3 separate regions of the Homo sapiens genome follow, and regions 2 and 3 are each linked to region 1. A link is a contact called in ENCODE Hi-C or POLR2A ChIA-PET data. All regions are on one chromosome and are shown on one strand. Each heading gives the region's core, a stretch centred on a gene start or an enhancer-like site at or near the end of the contact. The rest is flanking DNA. Distances are from core to core; before and after follow the strand shown.

Evidence for each region. A loop is a pair of places that touch in the nucleus more often than their neighbours do. ChIA-PET counts read pairs that join two places held with the same protein, here RNA polymerase II (POLR2A). Pooled maps may share reads with other maps.
Region 2: a map with no recorded cell type shows a loop between it and region 1 (9-fold over the local background). The contact joins the promoter of XYLT2 here to the promoter of TOB1 in region 1. A Hi-C loop is called at or near these places in 2 of 37 single-sample maps with no recorded cell type and 8 of 50 pooled maps. POLR2A ChIA-PET finds 5 or more read pairs at or near these places in 2 of 52 experiments (CD4-positive, alpha-beta T cell and activated naive CD4-positive, alpha-beta T cell).
Region 3: a loop to region 1 is called in a map of naive thymus-derived CD4-positive, alpha-beta T cell, with 8 times the contacts of the local background. The contact joins the promoter of PPP1R9B here to the promoter of TOB1 in region 1. A Hi-C loop is called at or near these places in 2 of 168 maps with a recorded cell type or tissue (gastrocnemius medialis and naive thymus-derived CD4-positive, alpha-beta T cell), 2 of 37 single-sample maps with no recorded cell type and 9 of 50 pooled maps. POLR2A ChIA-PET finds 5 or more read pairs at or near these places in 6 of 52 experiments (Caco-2, GM10248, H1 and 3 more).

Annotation. Positions count from the first base shown.
Region 1 is chr17:50,864,912-50,869,270 of GRCh38, reverse strand. It overlaps TOB1 (transducer of ERBB2, 1), which reads left to right and starts at 2,917. Exons shown (of 2, transcript NM_005749.4): 1 at 2,917-3,213. It overlaps TOB1-AS1 (TOB1 antisense RNA 1), which reads right to left and starts at 2,592. Exons shown (of 2, transcript NR_038458.1): 1 at 2,054-2,592; 2 at 900-1,775. RefSeq lists silencers at 2,582-3,091, 3,102-3,711 and an enhancer at 4,252-4,301.
Region 2 is chr17:50,344,394-50,348,852 of GRCh38, reverse strand. It overlaps XYLT2 (xylosyltransferase 2), which reads right to left and starts at 2,727. Exons shown (of 11, transcript NM_022167.4): 1 at 2,578-2,727. The coding sequence starts at 2,712. RefSeq lists silencers at 1,311-1,605, 2,421-2,510, 2,581-2,680, 2,741-2,940.
Region 3 is chr17:50,149,237-50,153,502 of GRCh38, reverse strand. PPP1R9B (protein phosphatase 1 regulatory subunit 9B) reads left to right here and starts at 2,826. Exons shown (of 10, transcript NM_032595.5): 1 at 2,826-4,266. The coding sequence starts at 2,990. All of the region lies in intron 1 of LOC124904025 (a long non-coding RNA gene), which reads right to left. RefSeq lists an enhancer at 2,161-2,455 and silencers at 2,466-2,555, 2,626-2,715, 3,365-3,474.

The sequences.
Region 1 (4,359 bases), core at 1,668-4,167:
CTCCATCTCCCAGGCTCAAGCAATTCTCCTGCCTCAGCCTCCCAAGTAGCTGGGATTACAGGCGTGTGCCACTACACCCGGCTAATTTTTGTATTTTCAGTAGAGACGGGGTTTCACCGTGTTGGCCAGGCTGGTCTCAAATTCCTGAGCTCAGGTAATCTGCCTGCCTCAGCCTCCCAAAGTGCTGGGATTACAGGCGTAAGCCACTGCTCCCAGCCAAGTGTGGAATTTTTTTTTAATTGAAGGAGACATTAGATATGATCTAATTCAACCCTTTTTATAGGTGAGAAAACTAAAAGTTTATTGAAACTGGTGTGAAACTCAGACCTCCCAGTACCCACCCTTCATTGCTTTTTCCAGTATGCCATGGGGCCTCCGTGTGTGTTGTTTGTGTGGTGTGTGTGTGTGTGTTTATATTTGGTCAGACATCTTCTTACACTCCTAGGCCAAGCAGCAATAACTCATAAATTTTTGACATCTACATTTCTGACTTAAAAATGCTTTTAATGCTACTGATATTTAATCAGTACCTATCAGATGACTGCTCTCATATTTCAAATCTGGAATTACAGATTGAAGACATTCAGAAAAGAGAACTTGTCCCTTCTCTTTAGAGAATTATTGAAAAGTACAGATAAGTTTGACAAAATTACAATTCATCTATCTTTAGACATTTTAGTCTCAGCCATGCCTAATATGCCCCCCCAATATAAAATTACTAATCAAGACACATGGTCCCGCAGTTCTAGATGTTTGGTACAGTACCATTATTTGCCTAATGGTAAAAGAAGTTGTGCTTCTAGAACACGTGAAAAATGAAGTGTTTCTTTTGGTAAGGCATTCCAAGGATATCCTGTCTAGTTTCTTGAAATTTCTGTGCTTAATTAGAAAACTAAAAATAACTCACTTTTATTACAGATGGACTTGTCATTACAGAAAACCAAAAACAAACAAATAAAAAAAGAAAACTGAACAAATCATTTATATTTGACGCTTTGATGACATTTCAATGCAGAGGAAGGGACATTTTAATTTAAATGCTTTCACAGTTTTGCCATACTTTCACATTTCAATTCCACTCCTGTTTGCAACTAAAAAACCCAAACACTCAAAAAAAAAAAAAAATCACATTAATCAGAATTTAAGGAGTCACTTAGTAAAACTATGTTTTAGGAATCTGTACAATAAACATGAAATCAGTCACCTGACCACTCCCCACCCTCAGCCCATTCCACAAACCCATCTTCCCACCCCTTCTCCTACGCATTGAGCCTTCAGAAATACCCTTTCTCAGTGCGGTTCCTTCTAAAAAGGAGAGGCGGGAGAGTCAGGGTGGAGAAGGCGGCTCCAACCAGATTTTGCGTCCACAAAGCCAAAAGCTTCTAGGCCTGGCATGTACGGCGGGTTTGTGCCCGAGGAGCACAGCTGGTCTACACGGGCCCGCCCCGTAGACACCCTACTCCTCGGTGAGCTGCGGTTTAACTTCCTTATAGCAGGTTGAGAGTGCAGGCCCCAACGTTTGGAGGGGAAGGCGGCGCCCCAACTGGTGTTTTTCCAGGAAGTGCTCCAAGAATGGAGAGGAGAGGGGAAAGGGGAAAGGGGAAGGCCAGGCGATGGGCGTTTCATTCATTGCTTCTTTCTCCCCGTCCCCTCCTTCGCTCCCCCCAGACTTTCCCCTTTTCCCAGTCCGAGTTTGACGTCGGTCTCCTGGATACCAGGCAGCCAATCGCCTCGTTGCGAAGGGACCAGCGCAGCCAATCAGGCGTCGTTGCTACCTGTGAGTAATATTTTTAGCTGAGAGGGACGCTCGATTCCACTCCCGATGTAATTTCGTGTATTTCTCTGGGGCAGGTTGTGAAAAAGGCACTTACCCGCCCCCCACCACGAGTCCCTCTCTTACCCCACTCCCTAGGTACCCGCACATATTTCAGCCAAGAATGATCTTAAACGCGCTTTACAAGCAGGCACCGCGTTTATTCTGTGCACCTGCGATCCAGCAAGCCCTAGAAATGCACGCATGCGTGTGTGTGTAGACATGGACACAGATACATACGCAGTTTGGCCTCGTGTCGCCACACTCTGGGCACGGCGTGGGCTGGGACATTTGGAATAAACGGATCCGAGTCGCAGCCGGGGTCGCACCGGGAGGCCTGAGGCTGCGGAAGCAGTTAAACTGCCGGCGGGGCGGGAGCTGTGGCGGCCTCCCTTCCCCACCCCCAGCCCGGCTCCACGTCTTTGGGTTCTGCAGCTGCCACTCTCTGGGTGGCGGTTGGCCTAGGCCTTGGGGTGATTAATATTCAATTAATCGGGTGCACAAGTCCCGGTCACAGTTTGCCCTTTCTCTACCCCGCCCCTGGGGTGGGCTGGAGGCCGATTTGGTAGCTATTCCACGAGCAGGATCCTCCTTGGCCGCAGACCCCCGCGGAGAGGGCACTTTCTGGGTACTCTTGCCGCTCCTCCAGCCCCGGTTCTCCTGAGCCGCTTCGCCACCAGCTTCGTCCCCCTCCCCCTCTGCCCGGCGCTCTCCGCCTAAACCGGGCGTCAGCCGCCCTACCCCACCCCTTTCTCTCTCATTGGCACGTCTGCCCCCACAGTCCCTTTCCAGACGTTCTCTTCATTCCGTCCCCAGTGCTCCGATCGTCGGTTCATTGGCCCTCCTGGAGCCCGGAGGGTGCGGCTTCCCCACCCCTGCGTCCGCCGCGCGTCCGGACAGGGGCAGGCGGGACTTGGCCAATGGCGTCGGGGGGCAGGGCAGGGGCGGAGCCGGCCGGCGGGGGACCGGGGTGCCGGGCGGGGAGCGCGGGGAATGGCTGCGCCGCCGGAGCTGTGTGACGCGGAGCGGGCGCGCGCACCCCGACGGAGGGGATGGGGGCGGGGAGGAGGCCATAAAACGAGAGGCGGGGCGCGCGCCGCGGCAGAAGGAGCGAAGCTCTGGCCCGGCGTGTAGCGGGCGCACTACGGGGACGCTGGGCCGGGCACCGGGCTGTGTGGAGAAGTGAGCGCGCTCGTCTGACCCCCGTGCCCGCCACCCCGAGCCACTAACGGCGATCTCCCAAGGCCTGCCCGAGGCCTCTGTCCTCTGTCCTCAGCCCCGCAGCGGCAACGTCTTGCACTCGGCGAGCTCGCCGCTCCCGACCCTCCCGCGCCCCCGCCCTGCCGCGCTGCTCCCCGCCCAGCCGCGGGTCTGTGGTCCAAGCCGCCCCGAAGCAGCCCGTAAGTATCTCGGGGCGCCGGGCGGGGTCGGCGAGGAGACGGGAGCCCCGGGCCCAGGCGGCGGAGGAGGGGCTGCAGCGGCGTCGAGCCCTGGGCCCTCGGGAGCTCGGGGACGGCGGGGTCGCGGCCCTGGGCGCCGAGGGGGCAGCGCCAGGACCCGAGGGGAGCGGCTCCGAGGGGCCGCCGGCGCGTCGGGCTCGTCCTGGGCAGTTGGCCGGGGACGGGCGGCCCGGGGCGAGCTGACGGGAATTGGGGGGTTGGGGTGCCCGGAGGAGCGACGAGCTCGCGGTGGAACGCTGGGGTTCGAGGGGCCGGTGGCCGCGAGGCTGAAAATGGTGCCGAGGAACCGGTGCTCCCCCAGGCTCTGGCCGGCTCCCAGGAGCCCGGGGCGGGGGCCACGGGGCGGGGAGCAGCGGGTCGGGTTACGGCGGGGGAGGGGAGCGGCTGACCCGGCGCCCCGACCTGCTCGGTGCTGGGTGCCCAGCCGGGAGAGGTTGCTCTTCCATTTCCCGGGCCTTCCTCCTCCTTCTCCGAGGAGGCTCGTACTCTCTTCCTCCTCCACCTCCACCTCCTCTTGCTGTTGCTGCTGCTGTAGCGCTTGGGCTCCGAGGGCTGTGAGCAGAAATCTAATGAGATCTAACTGGCTGTTTATGTAATTCTTCACACTCCTGCCTGTCTTAAGGCGTTGCTTTGTAACTACCTTCCACCGAGCCTGAATTTCGCTCGGCTGCACCTTCAAGCAATTGGGCTTAATCAGCTGCCTCTGCCGGCACTCAGGCTTTTGACTTGGAAAGTGTTTGTAGTTTGGGGGCAGCCAGAGATTCTTTTTCCCTTTGTCACCACGAATATGGAAAATAGAACAGACGAATTAAGACCAACTTGATTTTTAAACGTACTTTTAAATCAACTTCAGTGTGCAAATAGATCCCTTTCGCAAATATCTTCTGTTTGCCCTTGATCTTTTCTTATCCCCACCCAGTGCTGATCCAGCAAACGTTTAAAGGTCGACCTTACCATACTTGCCTCTCCGGCTGTTACCGTGAGAGGGAGGGAGGGAGAGAGGGACAGACGGAGGTTTTTTAAAATCAGACTAAAACTCAGAAACCCTGGCCTTAAACAGAATAATCAATAGTTTTAATTTGTGTC
Region 2 (4,459 bases), core at 1,478-3,977, 520 kb after region 1:
TAGGGAATGGTCCTCTGACTTCTGGCTGGGATACATTCTGGCCTCAGAGGCTCCTTCCTCTCCTCCAAGGAGGCGATTAAAATCCTCTGCCACTTCCTGGCTCTGTAGCTCCACCTTAGAATCCTTCTCTGAGTCACAGAAAGGGTGAACACAGAAATGCTCCCCCCATACCCCACCTCCTTTGACTTCTCGGGCTGCATTTAAAACAAGTGGTGAGATGGTGTTTGTGGAAGCTTTGGAAACTATAAAGTGGCTCTCTGGAGGTTCGTGACCATCCCTGGGATCCACTCTCAGCCTCTCCATAGATGGGCAGAGTGCACGTCTTAAATGCACACTGAATCCTGTGCTGCTTAAACCCCTTCAGTGCTCTCCCACTGCACTTAGAATAAAACCCTTGCCCCTTGCTCTGGTCCTTTCAGCCGCACAGAATGGAACCTTCTTTCAGGGAAAGCACCACACCCTCCTGTCCATTCCTCAAGGGTGCCCAGCTAAGCCCATTCTCCTCAGGCCTTCTGCCTGAACTCTCCTGCCCACCTCTTCCTGTGAGAAGCCTTTCCTGACCCCCTGATCTAAGCCAACCCCTTTGTAATTCTATTAAATTCCTTTTCGCTGTCTGTTTCTCTCTGTAGATTACCTGTCCATGAGGGCAGAGACCTCATCTATTTTATTTTTGTATCCCCAGTATTAGCACAGTGTCTAGTACAAAGTAGGACTTCACACCTATTTGTGGAATGAATGAATGAATGAATGAATCGTATTCCCAATGCACAGTGCTGGGATAATAAGAGTTATTTATTTACTGACAGCTGAGCATGTGCCAGGAACTCCTGCAAGTGCTTCACAGGCATCATTTTCACTTAATCTTTATAATCACCTAACACGGGAGGTGCCATTATTATCCCCATCTTGAGGAGGGATACTGATAAGGATAAGGGAGGAGGCAAAGTGATTTGCTGGTGGTCTTCTCAGGGTCAGAGCTGGAAGAGAGTGGTGAAGTGGGTGGTCCAGCTTCAGCACTCACCTTCCCATGCACCCCGTTATGCTGCCTGGCAACCCCAGAGTCAGGTGAGGGAGCAGCTGAGGGGGTCCAAGCAGCAATGGGTGCCTGGACCGCACAAGCTTTTTCAAACATTCCAGCCCAGGATTCCCCTATTCATTCAGCCAGGAAGCTGGAGGAGGAGGTGGTGGGGGATGGGGGCGGTAGCCCAGAGTGGTCACATATTCCAGGGTCAGAGGGCTCCCTAACTGCTTTGGCAGCCCATTCCATCTTGGAATGTCCCATCTGCCCAAACAGTCTTCTTACACTGGGCCTGAAACACTCTCCTACTTGCTTGTCCTACTTGTAGGTCTACACCCCACGGATGTCACGGAGCCAGCCCCACCCCCGCCCCCACCTCCTTTTGGAGTTATGGTCTCATGTGACTCTGTTCCAGCCCCCATCACCATCCCACCCTCTGGGTTCTCCCAAAAAAAGGCAAGGGCAGCTCTTCTGTCTCCACACCAGGCCTTCCAGACTGGCGAGATGCGGTAAGGGGTCGCGGGTATCGGGGCTTGCCGGAGGACAGCAGCAGATAGAGTCTCTGACCCGGAGCCCTGGAGGCAGCAGAACAGGGGCGCTGGGGGCAGGGAGGTCCTGACCTCTGGGCCACAGCTTAGGGCTGTGGTGTGGCCTGTCCTCTCCATCTCCGCAGCACGAACCCAGACCCAATGGACCCTTCCTCACCACACCGCTGAGGTGTCTGAGCCTCCCGCTGAAACCACATCGGGGAAGAGGGAGAAAGACCCTCGAGGCAGGGACTTGGGGGCTGAGACGGCTGTTGGTTGCCCCTGCTCTGCGGCTGGGGCTCTGTTACAGTCCCCATTCCCTTAAAGCCAGAGGGCCCCTCCCTAATTCCCTAAGGTCCTGAGGCCAACTCACCAGCTCAGTTCCTCCTCTCCCTGCCCTCCGGAGACCCATCCAGGTTCTTCAAACCCCCGGCTGAGGAAGCCACACCTCGGGAATACTCCAGTTCTCTCCTTCGGCGTCACTCCCTGTTCCTTCAGTTCCCGGGTACACACTTTGTCCCAGGCCTGAATTCCACCCCCGAGCTCCCCTTCCTCACCGGCCGCTGCCCCTCGGGCTCAGCTGGGGAAGGACGCCCTGAGTCCCTTGGCCCTACTCCTCCGCCCACGGCGCGCATATCCCCGCCCCCTCCCAACTTCAGAAAGTTTGGCCTGGGGCTCCCCACCTCCGAGCAGGTTCGGGCCCAGCCCCGCCTCCCAGCCCCGCTCGCCGCGCCTGACCTTCATCGCTCCCTTGGCCGGAGACCACCCTAGCATGACCTGCTCCCCCCGCCCGACTCCCAATCCACCAGGGCCCGGGTCTCCAGGTCACGCACTGCCCCCGCGCGCAGCTCCCTAGGCCTGCTGGGGAAGGGAGTGCCGGGGGCCGGATGCTCCGCTCTGGGCGACCGCCGGCGCCCCGCACGCACGCACGCGGCCCGTGCCCCACTTCCCCGGCTGGGGCCGCCCGCAGCCCCGCCAGGACCCCGCGCGCCCCCGCGCCCGGCCTGCCCGCCCGCCCGGCCGTCGGAGCACCTCGCCCGCCTCGTCCTCCTCCAGGCCGCTGAAGCTCCACACTACCAGGCCCTGCAGCAGCAGGATGGCCAGCGCCGTGGCAATCGCCAGCTTGTAGCGCCGCACCAGCTTCTGCACTCGCGCGCTCGCCACCATCTTCCTGCCCGGGACGCGGGGCGCGCGCCCAGCCCTGCAACCCGGCCGCGAGCGCGCGCACGGGCGCGGGGCTGAGCCGCCCCCCCTCCTCCACGCCTAGGGAGGCGGGCCGGGCGCGCGCCGGGGCGGGGCCGGGGGCGGGGCCTGCGGGGCCAAAGCACGGCGCACCGCAGGCTAGGGGTGGAGCCGGGGCTCGCAACACCTTCAGTCCCGGCAGTCGCGGGCGTGGGCTTGAGCGCGTGCCTTCTGCGCTCGTGTCTCCGCCGGTGCCCCTGGCTCCCACGTGTGCTCCCCTCCACCTGGACGGCGAGCGCCTGGTGCTGGGGAGTGGAGGGTCTGCGGCACAACCTCTCTTGCCTGGTGTCGGGGGTCGTGGGCGAGTTCAGTCCCACGCGGGTAAGCTCTCGGTCCCGGGGGCCCAGGGAACGCCAGGGCTCCCAGAGACGCCGCCTTGGGAGAGGGCGTGTGAGAGCCACAGGCGTCTGCTTAAAAACCTGGAGGCCGCACCTGCGGGGCAAAGTCTAACCCCTTGACTGGCATCAGAGAGCCTTCACGAATCCTCCTTTCCGCTCTGCGCTCATCCTAAGCATCCTCAGGCCGCTCCCAGAGTCGTGGTTCTCAAACTACTCTAGCGTGTGTTGGAGTCTCTTGGAGGTCTTGATAAAACAGATTTTTAGTGCCCCTCCTCCCTCCCCCAGAGTGTCTGCTTTGGTAGGTCGGTAGTGAGGCCTAAGCATTAGAATTTTCAGCAGGTTCCCAGGTGATGCTGATGCCTTTGCTCTGGGACCAAACTTGGAGAACCAGTAGACCTCGACACATGCTGCTCCCTCTGCCAAGTCCCCACCCCCTACACCATCAGTGGCATCCTCCCTGTGCGTCCCCAGCACTGTGCAGTGAGCACCAATCATACATCCGGTCGTGACTGCTCTGGGATCTCGCCCTGCCTTGGACACCCAGCAATGCTCAAGAAATGTTGCGGAAAGCAAGCAGGGGAGGCCCAGATTCCCGTCTAACCAGCTGTCCCTAACATTTGTTTGAGAACCCGGCGTGTTCAATGAGCACCGCATTGGACAAGGTCTAAGCACCTGCGGCCTTCCCTAAGCCTGGCAGGCCCATGGAGAGAGGGAAGGCGAGAAGAGCAAAACAGTGGCCACCAAAGCAAGGTGAATCCCCAGCTGGGGAAGCCAGGCACTGGGAGGAGGAAGTCATAAAAATAGCAAACACAAGTTAGAAGGTTTAAAGGGAAGACGTTAGGAACCACTACAGAGAGGTCTGGAAAGAGAAGTGGCTTACAAAAAAAAAAGTTTGAAAAGTTAGAAGGCCATGATGGAGGGGTTTGGAAGTTGCCACAAGGTTGGGTTGATGAGAGAATTCTAAACTGATGTGTACAGGATACACAAGCATTTGATGGTACATAAATAACCTCCTTTAATCGTCTTCTGCGCTTTAGCATTTGTAATCATTCTGTTCCTCCGCGTTTGTTAAATGGGAGAATTGTAAACTATGTTTCCGACGACAGTTTGGCTACTTAAGAGAGCCTACACTTCAATGATTTTGGAAAACATCAGTTGACATCCCGGCAATTGATATGTTAATTAAATATTGATCTTGTGTGCTCATTAAATCAGATCCTCTAGGGACTTCTACCTGCCAAGAATTCCCCCCACAACAATGAAAATAGCTTTATTTTTCACTGATTATATAAGTAATAAATATCCATTATATAACATTTAAACACTAAACGAAT
Region 3 (4,266 bases), core at 1,577-4,076, 720 kb after region 1:
TATCCTGGAGTGCTTCCTCACTGGAGGATGTAGGTGAAGATGACAGCCCAATGAATGAAAATTCTATTTAAAGCCTTCAGTTTGGATGGTAACCCTCCCAAACCCTCCTTGTTCCTATCAGGTGCGATTACTGCTCCAGACAGGCAGAGAAGGGATGGAGGGAATGAGACCCCATTCTTCACCCATCTCACAGGCCAGCCGGCTTGGTGCCTGACACCAGAGAACAAGTGATGGTGAAGCACTTACCGCTCCATAAAAGCGTCTTTGGGAATTCTGGCCAGGGTGTTGCTCTGCTAACCAGGAGCCCATGAAATAATAATCCCACTGATTAGCCTCAGTCCCCCAAGCTCTGGCTAGCTCCACCCTCTTGAAGCCCAAACCCCCTAGAAGGGTCTGTTAAAGGGGTTTGTCCGGAGATTCATAATCCTTTGGACAAGGGAGACCCAAGAGCACCCCTGTAATTCCAGTTTGCTCTAAGCTGCTACCGGAAATGCTGGGAGTCCGAGGGTCTCTGGGCCTGGTAGCTGGTTCTCAGCTCCTTCTCCCACCCTCAGAAACTGGGGGCTTCCCCACCTGGCCAGACGCGTGGGCACAGACCCCTTGGGCTGGGACCAGTTAAGATGATCTACCACCAAGGGTGTGGGAGATTCTGGGCAGAACACAGGGGCCTGCGCCCTCCTCCAATCCACACAAGAGCTTCTGAGTACATTGTACAAACTTCCAAACCCCAACTGGGTGAGGTTTCTGTCTTCTCCGGACTTCTATATTGGGGTTGGGGGGCCTGTGGGGAGGGGTTTTCAAGACCCAATCTTGAGTTTGGAAATCTAAGTCCCAAAGCTTGCTCCTGACAGAGGCCTTCTAAGAAGGGTTAGGAGACAGACTTCTTCACCCTGCACCATCCCAAAGTGCAAAACTGGGGAGGGGTAAGTTTCCTGGGCAACTGGGCAAAGATGCAGGTGGCATTTGGAAAGTGTGAGGTCTGGGTTCACTTCCGGCTCTAGCTCACAACCTAGATCTTCCCTCTTCCTTAGCACCAGCCTCAGGATCAGTCCTGCGGTTCCTGGCCCCTCCCGATCCCAATATCCAGGGTTCCCAGGCGGCTTCCCCACACCCCATCCCCCACGCTGTACTCTAAGCTCTTTTGCACATGGTAACGCGTTAATATCCCACAAAACCCACACACACCCCTGCAGTGGAGTGGTAGGAGGGCTCCCTTTGCCAGCCCTTCCAGGCCAGGGGGGAGAGAGTGGGAGATTAGGAAAAGGAGGAAGAGGATGGAGGGGAAGAGGGCGGGGGAGGAGGCAGAGGCCGCAGAAAGGCCTGAGATGCAGGAAGCAGCTGGGAGTGGGGGGAGGCTTTGTGCCTGAGTTGTTCTCTGGGTCCTAGGGCCCATTGTGTTCACCAGTTTCTGGGATGTGTGGAATGAACCAGCTCACCTGGACCTGTCCAGAGGGCGGACTCTCACACCCAGGGCCCAGGCAGCGCCAGCACCCTAGCTGTGTATGCGGGGGGTGCAGAGGGCATCAAACAGCTTTCTGGGTTGCCAGGACAGGGGATGTGTAAGTCACTGTCACCCTCCCCACCCCCCCACCCCAACCGGAACACAGTGGCCAGGATCCTTTAAATCAGAGACCCAAGTTAGAGCTCTCACTGGCGAAACTTTGGCCCCAGGCCTCTCGAATTCCTGCTCCCAAACCCTTCCTTCCGGTTTGAGAGGCAGGAGTGCCAGGGTAGGGGCCTGAAGACGGGTGCACAGCAGACAGGCGACAGGACATCCTTTCCAGACTTCGGCAGTTTTGGTGATCCCCTGCTACTTGGATGACGGGGTTCACCTCCTTTCTTCACCACCCCTCCCCCACCATCGAAAGGTCACCAGCGCTGGACCAAGGTTTCACACCTCCAAGGGGGCCAAAGATTGCCTGTAGTGAAGTGTTAAAATGCAGATTCCTGGGTTCAGCCTCGGAGATTCTCCTTCACAAGGTTCGAGAGAGATCCCAGAAATCTGCATTTTTACCAAGTGCCCAGCGATTCTGATGCTAAAGGCTTGAAGCACACCGAAGAGCTAGCTCCGAGGACACTGAAGAATGAACCTCTGCCCCTCCCTACAAACCCCCTCCCCTCACACTGAGACCATCGTGGATGTACTGCCTCCCCCCAATATTTCATGGAGGTGCGGTTCTGTGGGTTGTGACCGCAGTCAGAAGTTGTGATGGAAGCAGGTTGAAGAGTGCTGGCCAACGTCCGGGGGCAGCGGAAGGCTCTCCGCGAGGGCTGGGGAGGGGAGGGGATCCGTTCGGGTGGAGGGGAAGGGGAGGGCTCACAGGCTCCGGCCCCGGAAATCCGATCCCTTTAGGACCCAGAGGTGCCAGTCCCCCAGCGGCGGCTGCGAGAAGGGCAGCCGCTCGGTCTCCGGCAGCCGCCGCTCGGGCAAAGCCAGAGAAAGACCGAGGCTCGGGGCACGGGGGGGAGGGAGGGAGGGAGGGAGGCGCGGCGGCGGAGCGGCCCGGGCCGGCGGAGCAGCCATGGGCGTTGGGGTGCCGGGCCCCCCGAGAGCCGAGGCCTCCGGCCGGACTGGGGGACGCCCGGGCTGCCAGCCCCGCTGACACCGTCTCGGACGATGTGAGCCGGCGACACCGCGGCTGCTTCGCGGGCAGGGCGCGCGCTCCCACCGGCCCCAGACGCCGCTTTGCTAATTTGGGTGGGGGCGACCGTACCAGGCCGCTCGGGCTTTTGAAGCGGGGCTGGCTGTCTTCGGCAGCTTGATTGGGGGAGGCGACCCACACACAGGGCGCTTGGAGATTTTTTTTTTTTCATTTTTTTTTTTAAAGCGGGATTAACTGTTTTTGGCAGCTTGGTTTTGGGGGGACCCTAAAAAAGGCCTTCGGGGTTTCTTTTATCGGGGGGAGGGGGCGGTGGTCCCGACTTGGCCAGCCGCCTGTTGAAGCGGGGGAGCGGGGAGCAGGGGCATGCGAACCCGGCTCCCCCCACCATGATGAAGACGGAGCCACGGGGGCCCGGGGGTCCCCTCCGGAGCGCCTCCCCGCACCGCAGCGCCTACGAGGCGGGCATCCAGGCGCTGAAGCCGCCCGACGCGCCCGGGCCCGACGAGGCACCCAAGGGGGCCCACCACAAGAAATATGGCTCCAACGTCCACCGCATCAAAAGTATGTTCCTGCAGATGGGCACGACGGCGGGGCCCTCGGGCGAGGCGGGCGGCGGCGCGGGCCTGGCCGAGGCCCCACGGGCGTCCGAGCGCGGCGTGCGCCTGTCGCTGCCGCGGGCCAGCAGCCTGAACGAGAACGTGGACCACAGCGCCCTGCTGAAGCTGGGCACCAGCGTGTCGGAGCGCGTGAGCCGCTTCGACTCCAAGCCCGCGCCCTCCGCGCAGCCTGCGCCGCCGCCGCACCCGCCGTCCCGGCTGCAGGAGACGCGGAAGCTGTTCGAACGGAGCGCCCCAGCGGCCGCAGGCGGCGACAAGGAGGCCGCGGCGCGGCGGCTGCTGAGGCAGGAGCGCGCCGGCCTGCAGGACCGGAAGCTGGACGTCGTGGTGCGCTTCAACGGCAGCACCGAGGCGCTGGACAAGCTGGACGCTGACGCCGTGTCCCCCACGGTCAGCCAGCTCAGCGCCGTCTTCGAGAAGGCCGACTCGAGGACCGGCCTCCACCGCGGGCCCGGGCTCCCCAGGGCCGCAGGGGTTCCCCAGGTCAACTCGAAGCTGGTCAGCAAGCGGTCCCGGGTGTTCCAGCCCCCGCCGCCGCCGCCGCCCGCCCCGTCGGGGGATGCCCCGGCCGAGAAAGAGCGATGCCCCGCAGGGCAGCAGCCCCCGCAGCACCGAGTGGCCCCTGCCCGGCCGCCCCCCAAGCCCCGGGAGGTGCGCAAGATTAAGCCGGTGGAGGTGGAGGAGAGCGGGGAGTCGGAGGCCGAGTCGGCGCCCGGGGAGGTGATCCAGGCCGAGGTTACGGTCCACGCGGCCCTGGAGAATGGCAGCACCGTGGCAACTGCAGCCAGCCCCGCGCCCGAGGAGCCAAAGGCCCAAGCGGCCCCGGAGAAGGAGGCGGCGGCGGTAGCGCCGCCAGAGAGGGGGGTGGGCAATGGCCGGGCCCCGGACGTGGCCCCTGAGGAGGTAGATGAATCCAAGAAGGAGGACTTCTCGGAGGCGGACTTGGTGGACGTGAGCGCCTACAGTGGGCTCGGGGAGGACTCTGCGGGCAGTGCCCTGGAGGAGGACGACGAAGACGACGAGGAGGATGGGGAGCCCCCCTACGA